Linked DNA regions of Homo sapiens: all the other regions are linked to region 1. A link is a contact called in ENCODE Hi-C or POLR2A ChIA-PET data. All regions are on one chromosome and are shown on one strand. The core of a region is the stretch at or near the end of the contact, and the rest is flanking DNA. Distances in the headings are between cores, read along the strand shown.

Evidence for each region. A loop is a pair of places that touch in the nucleus more often than their neighbours do. ChIA-PET counts read pairs that join two places held with the same protein, here RNA polymerase II (POLR2A). Pooled maps may share reads with other maps.
Region 2: a map with no recorded cell type shows a loop between it and region 1 (3-fold over the local background). The contact joins the enhancer-like site here to the promoter of SRM in region 1. A Hi-C loop is called at or near these places in 3 of 37 single-sample maps with no recorded cell type and 8 of 50 pooled maps. POLR2A ChIA-PET finds 5 or more read pairs at or near these places in 1 of 52 experiments (BJ).
Region 3: a pooled map shows a loop between it and region 1 (10-fold over the local background). The contact joins the promoter of DISP3 here to the promoter of SRM in region 1. A Hi-C loop is called at or near these places in 8 of 50 pooled maps. POLR2A ChIA-PET finds 5 or more read pairs at or near these places in 2 of 52 experiments (H1 and Panc1).

What each region holds. Positions count from the first base shown.
Region 1 is chr1:11,058,242-11,061,602 of GRCh38, forward strand. SRM (spermidine synthase) reads right to left here and starts at 1,777. Exons shown (of 8, transcript NM_003132.3): 1 at 1,536-1,777; 2 at 984-1,104; 3 at 559-651. The coding sequence starts at 1,702. RefSeq lists silencers at 1,297-1,486, 1,697-2,226.
Region 2 is chr1:10,697,390-10,700,990 of GRCh38, forward strand. All of the region lies in intron 3 of CASZ1 (castor zinc finger 1), which reads right to left. Among named protein-coding and RNA genes, the nearest start is that of CASZ1, 97 kb to the right of the region's middle. Within about 2 kb of position 2,207, at least 5 of the 41 ENCODE cell types and tissues checked have a DNase peak (open chromatin) inside an H3K27ac peak, as active enhancers do.
Region 3 is chr1:11,477,590-11,480,994 of GRCh38, forward strand. It overlaps DISP3 (dispatched RND transporter family member 3), which reads left to right and starts at 1,566. Exons shown (of 21, transcript NM_020780.2): 1 at 1,566-1,783. RefSeq lists a silencer at 1,153-1,472 and an enhancer at 2,117-2,718.

The sequences.
Region 1 (3,361 bases), core at 527-3,026:
GCCCTGCCTGGGGCTCAGATTAAAAATCAGCTTAGTCGGCTGGGCGTGGTGGCTCACGCCTGTAATCCCAGTACTTTGGGAGGACGAGGCTGGCGGATCACCTGTGGTCGCCAGGTCCGAGACCAGCCTGACCAACATGGAGAAACCCTGTCTCTACTAAAAATACAAAATTAGCCGGGCATGGTAGCGCATGTCTGTAATCCCAGCTACTCCGGAGGCTGAGGCAGAAGAACTACTTGAGCCCAGGAGGTGGAGGTTGCAGTGAGCCGAGATCGCACCATCACACTCCAGCCTGGGCAACAAGAGCGAAACTCTGTCTCAAAAAAAAAAAAAAAAAAAAAATCAGCTCAGTTTTAGTAAGAGCTCGCCACGCAGGTGCCCTCACCACCTGCCAGGCCCTCTGCCATCTGGTTTTCCTACTGAACCCTCCCCGACCAGGTGTTTTCCAGATGGAGAAACAGGCCCTACCTGCCTTGCTCGGGGGTGTGCAGCCATTTCAGGGCACAGCTGGCCGCTGGGAGAACCAGGACTCAAACCTGGCTCTACGCCGGCACTCACCTCGTCGATCTCACACTGGACCACGGACTCCACGGAGGGGTGCTTCACCACCTCCCGCAGGACACCTCCATCTCCGCCCCCGATGATCAGCACCTGGGAGGAGGGGGCAGTCAAGGCAGGGGCCCTGGCAGGACTGGGAGCCCCCAGGCCCCTGAAGCAGACCCCCTGACCCCTCGGACCCACGGGCCTCATCTTTTTCTACCCTCGGAAACGCTTTCGTGCCGGTGTCCCCTTTCCTGGAAGTTCCTTCCAGGGCTGCCCTAGGATTCCGAGGCCGCGTCAGTGTCGGCCCCCACCCCTCCGCGGGACGCCCCTGGCCTCGCTAGCACTTTCTCTGACAACCATGCAGGCAGCATCTGGGAAGAGCCCGGAGCACACCTGGGGCCGCCCCTCGTCCGGCACTGTTCCAGGGGACACTGGGGTACCTTTCGCGGGTTGGGGTGGCTGCAGAGAGGCAGGTTGGCGATCATCTCCTGGTAGGAGAACTCGTCTCTCTCCGTGCACTGGATGACACCGTCCAACACCAGCACGTTGCCATAGGTCTTACTGCGGGCGGAGTGACAGTCGGGGACCTGGGTTCTCTGGGGTGGGGAAAACGTACCCCAAGCCGCCCTGGGTGAGGAGGGTCTCCCCATCCCGCCTAGGGGTCCCAGGGATGAGGAGCGATGGTGACACGTGGCGAGGAACGGCAGGCGGGCCGCCGGGTGGAGGCCGGGGTGGGACCCGGGGTCTCCTCGGGCTCTGACGTGTCCTGAGGGCTGACACGTGGAGCGGGGCGCAGACTCCGACTCCCCCACCCAAGAGGCCAGCCCGCAGTCCCAGCCCCAGCCCAGGGAGGCGGTGTGAGGGGTGGCGAGGGGGCCAGGGCAGGACGAGGTCCAGCCCGCTTGGGTCCCGGCGTGGAGAGGCCCGTGAGGCGGGCAGCAGGCGGCCCGGGCTGAGCCTAGGGGGCAGGCGCCTGCGGGCAGCGGCGGTACCTGCGGAAGACGAGGATGTCCTGGTAGCGCGAGCGCCGGTGGTGGAGCAGCTGCTCCACCTGCAGTGACAGGGCCTGGCCGGGCCACAGGCTGCAGGTCTCGCGGAACCAGCCCTCGCGGATGGCGGCGGGGCCGGAGGCGGCGGGGCCGTCGGGGCCGGGCTCCATGGCGGGCGGGCGGGCGGCGCGGGGCGCGGGCCCGGGACTGCAGGCCGCGCGGCGCCGCAGCACAACGGGACCAGCTCCGCCCGCCGCCCGCGCCGCAACCTAACCCGGGCGCGGGGCGGGGCCTGCCGGCGGGGGCGGAGCCCGCGCTCGCCAATGGCAAAGCGGCCTCGCCTGGCGCTCATTGGCCACCGGCTCGCAGAGCGGCGCAGAGTGGCTGTGGCGCGCCGTCCGTCGGCGGCAGCAGGGTAGTGCGGCCCGCTCCAGGGGCCACGTGGGGCCCGGCCGGGGCCGGGCGGCCGGGTCGGGTTCCGGGGCGGGCTGGGCCGGCGGAAGGGGTCCGGGTCCTTCCTCCGCCCCAAGCAGCCGGGGCGGTGCACCACCGGCCCCCGCTTCCTTCTCGGGGTTGGGAGGCACCGAGGGCCTCGAGGGGCTGCGGGACTCGGGCTTGGTGTGGAGGGCAAGAGCGCTGCGACGTGCGGACTGGAGAGTCAGCCTTTGGGCTGGAGACACGGGAGCGGGTGGCTACAGTGGTTTACGTTGTTGCACGGGGCGAGTAGAACGTATCCTTCTTTGCGTCCAAAATCTGGTTCCTTGTTGGATTTGAACAGATTATGTGGCTCGTCGGGGCGAACCGAGGGTTTTTATTTACTTGGAAAGAATCATCACAGCCCGCGAATTCACAAGCTGGATTTAGCCATTTTCCCTTAGATTCTGCGCCATGAGCCTATAGGCTGTTGAATACGAGAGAAGTGCTTTTCTAAACGAGTTTCTAAATTTACCAGCAGTGTCCAGGAAGAGGCCCAGAACATACATATTCAGCACCAGAAAAGACTGGCACGCAATTTTTCTTGACAAACTGGGTCTTGCTCTTTGAAGGGTGGGTGGGAATGTGCTGTTTTTATGAGAATGTCAAAGAACTTCTCAGAATCACATTAAGCATGCTAATTACCAAATATTAAATGCTAATTGTTCCACACGCAGTTCGAATGCCAAGGAAGGAAGATGAAACTAGTATAAGCTACTCTTGACATTATGTCAGGGATGGTTTTGACACGTTTTGCAGCCTCCACCTGGAGGTGGGGAACGTTTCCTGTGTCGTCCCCAGAGCAGAGTAACAGCGTTGTTTATGGGTGAGAGCAAGCCTCAAGCCTAGGCAACAATGTGCCTTGCTTGCTTTTAAGCTCCTTCTAAAGGGGAGGTAAACCAAGACCGCTAAAGAATTGCTAGGTGCCTGGGCGTGATGGTTCACCCCGGTAATCCCAGCACTGTGGGAGGCGGAGGCGGAGGCGGGCGGATCACGAGGTCAAGAGATCAAGACGATCCTGGCCAACATGGTGAAACCCCGTCTGTACTAAAAATACAAAAATTAGCTGGGCATGGTAGTGCGCGCCTGCAGTCCCAGCTACTCGGGAGGCTGAGGCAGGAGAATCGCTTGAACCCGGGAGTTGGAGGTTGCAGTGAGCTGAGATTGCGCCACTGCACTCTAGCCTGGGCAACGATAGTGAAACTCCGTCTCAAAAAAAAAAAAAAAAAATTGCTAGGCAGCTGGGCACAGGGGCTCAGGCTGATAATACTAGAATTTTGGGAGGCCGAGGCAGGAGGACCGCTTGAGCCCAGGAGTTCGAGACCAGCCTGGGCAACATAGCAAGACTGTCTCTA
Region 2 (3,601 bases), core at 957-3,456, 360 kb before region 1:
GGATGGAAGTCCAATGCCATAATCTCTTCTGATCTTGAGTCCCTGGGCCCAGAGCCTCTAGCTCCTCCTGAGACAACCCACTCACAAGAGAAAAAGAAGTGGAAGGCAACCCAGCGGTTCCCCCCAACCCAGGCTCCCCACATCAGCACCAAGGAAAGCCATCTGCCCTTCCTGTCACACTGCTATCGCTGGTTCCTGTTACCCCCCCCGCACCCCCAAGTTGCCCACCTACACTCTCTCCCTCCCGAGCCTGGGGCCTTCTCACTCACCAGCCTGTTTACACACCAGGTATCTCATGCTTTATCTGCTCTCATTTTGAATTTGTAACTTTCACATAAACTTGAACAAAGCTCCTTTTGTTATTGCACCCCACCCCAGGATCCCAATAAACTGGTTCCATCTGAGGCGACTGGGCCAGGGCACAGAAGCCTTGGCCAAAGGACTGCGTGTGCCTGCGAACAAGCATGTTCGCACCTGCGAGGGAGTCCGTGTGTTTGCGTGTGAGCCCGCTCCGGGGCCGATGGAGGGAGGGTGTCGGGAAAGCTGTGAGCCAGCGAAGTGGACGGGAAGCATGGGGGCCGAGGGAGGGCAGAGCCAAGGCACCACGGCATGGCCACGGGCACGGGAGGTCGTGGGCCACAGACAGGTGGGTGTTGGGGCAGGGGGTCAACAGGATGAGAAGGAAACAAAGGGGAGAAAGGAGCCACAGAGTGGGTGGCGGAGCGAGGGCCGCGCCGAGTGTAAGGCAGACGCAGGGATTGCATTATGGCAGGAGAGGGGCTGGCACAGCCGCACGCTCGGCCCCGTAATCCTGTTAGCCAGCAATCTCCATTCCGAAAGAGCTTCATTTCTTTGTGAATATTTGTAAACTAGATATCTAATGGAAAATTATAGGAAAATTATAGTGAAATTCATGACGGAGAAATCCGATTATCCCTAATTCAATTATGCCATCTTAGCCCACACAGCACATTTCCCATTTTTTTCCCATAAATACCGATGCCAGGGGTCCCGGTAATCAAATAAAATTGAAAATCATCTTCCCATTAAATTCAATTAGCCGCAATTTCTAAAGCCTATCAGAGATTTTAATTACTAAATTATAAAATTCTCCAATGCTAAATTGAAACCAAAAAAATTGCACATCCTTATATTTCAGAGAAAAAGAAAGGCCAGCAAAATCCTTGAAAAATGCCCTCTTCTCTGTGGCCGGCTCCGAAGCAGGCTCCCCACCTGGAAGAGGCCCACCATCACTGCCTACTTGTCCAGCTGGGGATGAAGCCAAGGGGCCAAGGAGGGTCCCTGGCAGGGGAGGGCTGAGGGGGACTGGCTTAACAGAGGGGCAAGCCGCACCTCCAACCCCAGCGAGCTCCTCCAAACTGGCCTTCCTCTCGTGGGCTCTCCTGGCTCCTGAGAAGTCCTCAGCTCTGTCTCATACCAGGAAGCCTCTAACTCCCAGTGTCACCTTCTTGGCCCATGAATTGGGCTCAGGCTTAGGTCACAGCTTGGCCTCAGGGCTCTGTGTGGCTCCAGCACAGCGGACCGGACCGGAGGCAGCCAGCTCTTACCCAAGCACTGGCTCTCCAGCCACTCAGCTCCCCCACCGCTCCCCCACCCATGGCCTGGCCTGGGTTGGGGGTGGGAGCAAGATGGAGCCTGGGGTTGGGGGTGGACAGGTATCACACATGGCTCCATGGCCCAGAGGCTGCTTGCTCCAGGGCGTTCTCAGGGGCCCATGAGGCCTGGCAGGGTACCAGCCTTCGGGGAGAAGAGCTGGGGATCGACATGGCCCAAATCTGGCCTCTCCCTGCACTTCCAGCTCATCCTCCGTTCTCCTTCCCCTCTCCTGGGAAGTCAACGGCCCTGAACTGGCCAGGAGGAACGCCCTTGTGCCCTGGGAGAGGATCACACTTTCCCCCCATTTCCTTTTAGGGAAGTGCTGGCCACAACCCCAAACAGTAGCCCCTCCTCTTCCCCCAACCCCCACATCCCACTTACCCTGCTCTAAAAGGTGCTCTCAGAGTCAGTAGAGCCTGGGGATGTGGCATCGGTGGGGGCATAAAGTGACCCAAGGTCTGAAAGCCAAGGTAGGTTGTTGGGTGGGCAGCTGGCAGCCCTGGCAGATCCAGGACAGTCGGCAGAAGTCTTGCTGGCAGCCCAGCACCCAGGGAGCCGGGAGCAGGTTTAATTTGCCAGGCAGCCAGGAGTGCCAGCAGGGGAGGCACCCGCAAACAAAACAAAAACAAAAAAGTTAATTATCTTTGGCTTTTTCTTAATAAATATCCAAACTGGCCCGGCCGGATCCTCCACTTTGGAGGGAGAGAGAAGGAGGAAAAAACCCCAAACCAAAATCCAACAGACTGATTCTCTTGTGTCTCCCTTCCCCTTTGTCTCACCCTTGTAGGTTTCTCTTATCAGAAGCAGCGACGGTTTCACATTAATTTCCCAGTTTTTGTGAGTTCAAGAGTGTGGCCACAAAAACTTTAAAAAAAAGTTTTGGGGTGGAAACGTGGAGTGTGAGAGAAGAGAGAGGTAGGTGGGAAGAAAAAGGTGAGAAGAAACAGAAGAGAAGCAGAGACAGAGAGAGAGAAAGAGAGACAGGCAGAGAGAGAGAGAGAAACAGAGACAGAGAAAGAGAGAGAGAGACAGAGAGAGAGAGAAAGAGAGACAGAGAGAGAAAGAGAGATAGAGACACACACACACACACACACACACACACACACACACAGAGTATGAAGCAGGGACCTGGGCTAGTTGGGTTGCCCTGTGGGCCTGGCCCAGCCTGTGGCCCCAGCCCGGGCGGGGACCTGTTCTGGAATGTTGGGTTGGCATTTTGTCTCAGTTACAATGATCAGCTGCAGAAGATATGGGATTTCTCATTTTAAGCTCTGAAACCACTTAGGTTTCTCTGGCTACTTCAGTTACCCTGTTGCTGCTGGTTCCTGCTCCAAGCCTCCCTTCTAGGAGCAGGGCTGGGGAGAAGCCAAGGGAGGGGTCCCAGGAGGGGAGGCCCGCTGTCCTTATGGGAGGTGTGAGGTTTTCTATGTGGAGCTGCCAGCGTACTTGGGGAGAAGACACGTGTGCTGCTGCCTGAGTCTAGGTGTTTGGATGGTGTATGTACACGCCTGAGCCTGAACTGTCAGACACACATGATAGGCACATGTGTGTCAGGGGTGGGGTGGGGGTTAGCCAGGACATCAAGCAATCCCTCATGGAGCACCAGCTCTGGAGTCTCAGTACCTGGGTTCACACCGCAGCTCCATCTTCTACAGGCTCTGCTCCCTGAACCCAGGCACTGACCCTCTACCTTCCCAGCATCTTCAGGAAATCATCGTTAGTGGAACCCTAGGTCTGCTGATAGTGGGGGACAGAGAGGGACTGCTAATGAGTACAGGGTTTCTTCCTGGGGGAATGAAAATGTTCTAAAATTAGATAGTGGTGATGATGGTACAACCTTGTGAATATCCTAAAAACCACTGAATTGTACATTTTAAAAAGGTGAATTTTATGGTATATGAATGATATCTCAATAAAGCGGTTATTAAAAAGTGGGGGAAAGACGGGGGATCATATTAGCACTTCCTGAATAGAGTTGTTGTCA
Region 3 (3,405 bases), core at 316-2,815, 420 kb after region 1:
AGTCTGGTCCTCTGTACTCATATCAGATTTGGCCTCTGGTCCTGGGACAGCAATTTTCACACCCTCTACTTCTCGGGAGAGATCTCCTGTCTCTTTCTCCCCTTACAGCTCACAGTGGCACCCTTCACCCCAGGAACTGCCCCCAACTCTAATGTCTTTAAGGCCAGATGGAGCCATTGGGAGTCTTCTGACAGACTTGGCCAACCTGGCAATGGCTCTCTTGAGACCTTGAGCACATGGGGAGTGAGTGCCAGGGCAGGGACACTGGCTCAGGCCATTTGCTTCTGCATAGATAAGCTCTCAGGGCACCCAGAGTCATAAATACCAATGCGTCTAGTTGACAGCCAGTCAGTGGGTACAGCTTCCAGCCAGGGACTGTACAGCAGAGAGACAGAGCAGGAGCAGCAGGTGAACAGCACAGGAGATCCACTCAGCACCCTGACATTTAGAGGTGCGTCTCACCCAGTTTTCCTCTTTTAAAAATAAGGGCTGGGGATGGGGAGGGGCTGCTGTGGGTTCAGCATCAGTGTGTTGGCTGGCCGGGTTTGTTATATTTCATTCATAACTCTCCCATATTCTTCTCTCTCCCATAAGCCGGAAACCTCCTGAAGGCAAGGATTGTGTCTCACCATTGCCCTATCTTCCCAGGTCCTTGGTCGGCACACACCCAGGACAAATGACAAGCTCATGGCTCACCCTCACACAGCATGGCAATGGCCTCCCTCCTTTCTGGCTTCCGTCACTGACATCCCTCCACCCTGCAGCTGGGGGCTGGCAGCTGGCCCCCTTTTGAGGGGTCCCACTTCACTCTCCCTGGGCAACACCAATGCCAATGCTCTCTGAGCCCTGATGGAGAGAAATGGGCCAGGGTACTGGCCTGCCCCCCTCCCCCAGGCTCTTTCTCCTTGTGGCCCTTTGGCTAGGGGTGTCAGGCAGGTCATGTGCTAGAGCTGGAGGGATGCCCGGTCCCAGGGGCTGGTATGGCTCCGGGTTCTGGTGCCAGAGGGGTAAATGAAGAACAAACGAGGAAGGGACGGCGCCAGGAGCCTGGGCTTGGCAGCTCCCTCCGGAGGGCGCCCGGGGATGCCCGCGAGTGTCCAGGAGGCTGGTGACCTGCCAAGGCTGGGCGGGCTGGCTGGAGAGGAGCGGGAGCGCGGGCCCGGGAGAGACTTGGGTATCAGGAAACTCGGAGGCGGGGCTGGGGGGTGGTGCCTGGCCCGGACCGTCTGCAGGGGCGGGGACCGACCCCCAGGGGTCGCTGCGCCTTGCGCTTCCCCCGCCCGCGGGCGCCAGGGCCGGGCTGAACCACCGCGCGGATCGGCAGGGGGAGCGGCGGCGAAGACAGCGCCAGACAGCGGGTCCCAGAGACCGCAGCGCGCGGCGTGGCGCAGGGTCTCGCCGGCCACTGATTCAAGGCGCGGCGGCGCGGAGCCCGAGAGGCGCCAGGGATTGGGCGGCAGCGCGGCTCCGGAGCCTGGCTCGGACACCCCCGCGACCCGTGGTAGGAGCCCGGACCCAAACAAAGGCGGGCGGCGAATAAAAGGCGGCGGCGGAGCGGAGTGCTCGGGTTGCGAGCTGAGGACTGGGATTCGCGCGCAGCTTCCCGCGGTCTGCTTGCCCTGGAGCGGAGGGGGAGCCCCAGCCTCCTGCGGCTCCGAGAAGCTTCCCCCTGCGACTTCCGCGAGGAGACGAGTCTGCGCAGCGTGGTGGCCGCCGCCCCCCGACCCTCTGCGCACTCTCTCCCGCGCCGGCGGCTCAGCCTAGCCCCGTTCGGCCGGCCGAGGTGAGTGCACGGCCGCGGGGCGCCATCCGGGCTTGGTCTCGGGGCTGGGGGATGCATTGCTAGGAGGAGGGGGAAGTCCTCCGCGCCGTCCGCACCCCGACCTGCTTGGCGCCGCGCGCGAAGTTCTCTCGCTCTCCAGCCAGCCCGGGATGCGGGCCTCGGAGCCCCCCGGGAAAGACGGTCAGGGGTGGACAGAACCCAAGCTTGCCCTCTACGACCGGGCCCCAGCTCCGCACCATCTCCCCGCGGGACTGCAGCATTCTTGGTCGGCCAAGGGGAGTTGGATGTTGGATGTCCAGGAACGGCAAGGCTTCCGACCTCTGGCCCCTGCTTGTCCCCTCTGAGGGATATCTGGGTCCATAAAAGTTGAGCGTCAGTCTGAAGCCGCCCTTGGATCGGGCTCTCGCCCATGCTAGAGCGGAGGGAGGGGACAGAGTAAGGCTAATGACCCCCTCCACCCACTCCCTACCTAGCGTACTCGTGCTCTCGGAGGGACATTTCCCCGATTAACCTGGCTGCAGGTCCGGCCGGGGAGGGCGCGTGGGGGCTTGGGGCGGGCCGGGCCAGCGATGGATCCGCGCGCGCGAGGGTCCCCAGGCTCTGCCGAGAACGCGAACGAGGGTGGAGGTGGAGTGGGCAGCCGGGCAGTGGCGGCGCTGAGGGTCGGGAAAGATTCCCAGCGCAAGGGGCGCCAAGTCCCGGGAGCCAACCCCACCGCCGGGAGAACTTTTCCCAACTCCCTGGGGAGGCCGGCAGCAGGGCTGGGAAGGCGCCTCCTTGGGGGCTTCTCTTCTCGGCCTCTGCTCCACGGCCGGCGCCAGCTTCCCGCTGTCCCCCACTCACTGCGAGACTGCGCGCAGGTCTCCGTCAGCCCACTCCCCGGGTCAGCACCGCGGACAGCGCCTCGCGGCCGCCCTAGAAACTCAGAAGCCCGCGCACACCCACAGTCCACGCGCACACTCACACCCATCCATGCGCACACACATATCTACAGACCACTGGAAAACAGTCCACACACATACACTCGCGCAAGTACACACCCACCCACAATCCTCAGGCGCACACAATCCACGCAGACCCACGGTTCACACGCACGTGGGCGGACAGATCTCACAAGCACACACGTTCGTGGACCTGGGCAGCATCTTCGCCCCCGCTCTGCACTCGAGGTTGCTGTCTCCGGACTCACTGACTAAGCCCCAGATTCCAGAGCCCACCACCTGGTGTTCTCACCGATGCCCAGTGACTCACAAAGCCACTCAGACTCCCAAGCACAGACACACTTCCACCCCCAGCGCGCGCGTGCACACACACACACACACACACACACACACACACACACTGTCCTGCTCCTATGGGCGAAGCATGGGGATTTAGAGCAAACACCCCCTCCCCACCTCCTACTACTACACCTGCCAGGGGACCAGGGGATCTTCTGGAGGGAGGGAGGAGGCTGTGGCTCGGTGGAAGCTCCAGGCAGAAGCCCAGCCTGGACAGGTGCCTTACAGAATCTCCATTTTCAGCCCAGGGTCCATTTTGCTTGGCTCTCTACCTCAATACTCACTCCTCTTTCTCTAACCTTAGTCCAGACACACACATGTACAATCAGGGTCCGCATTCTT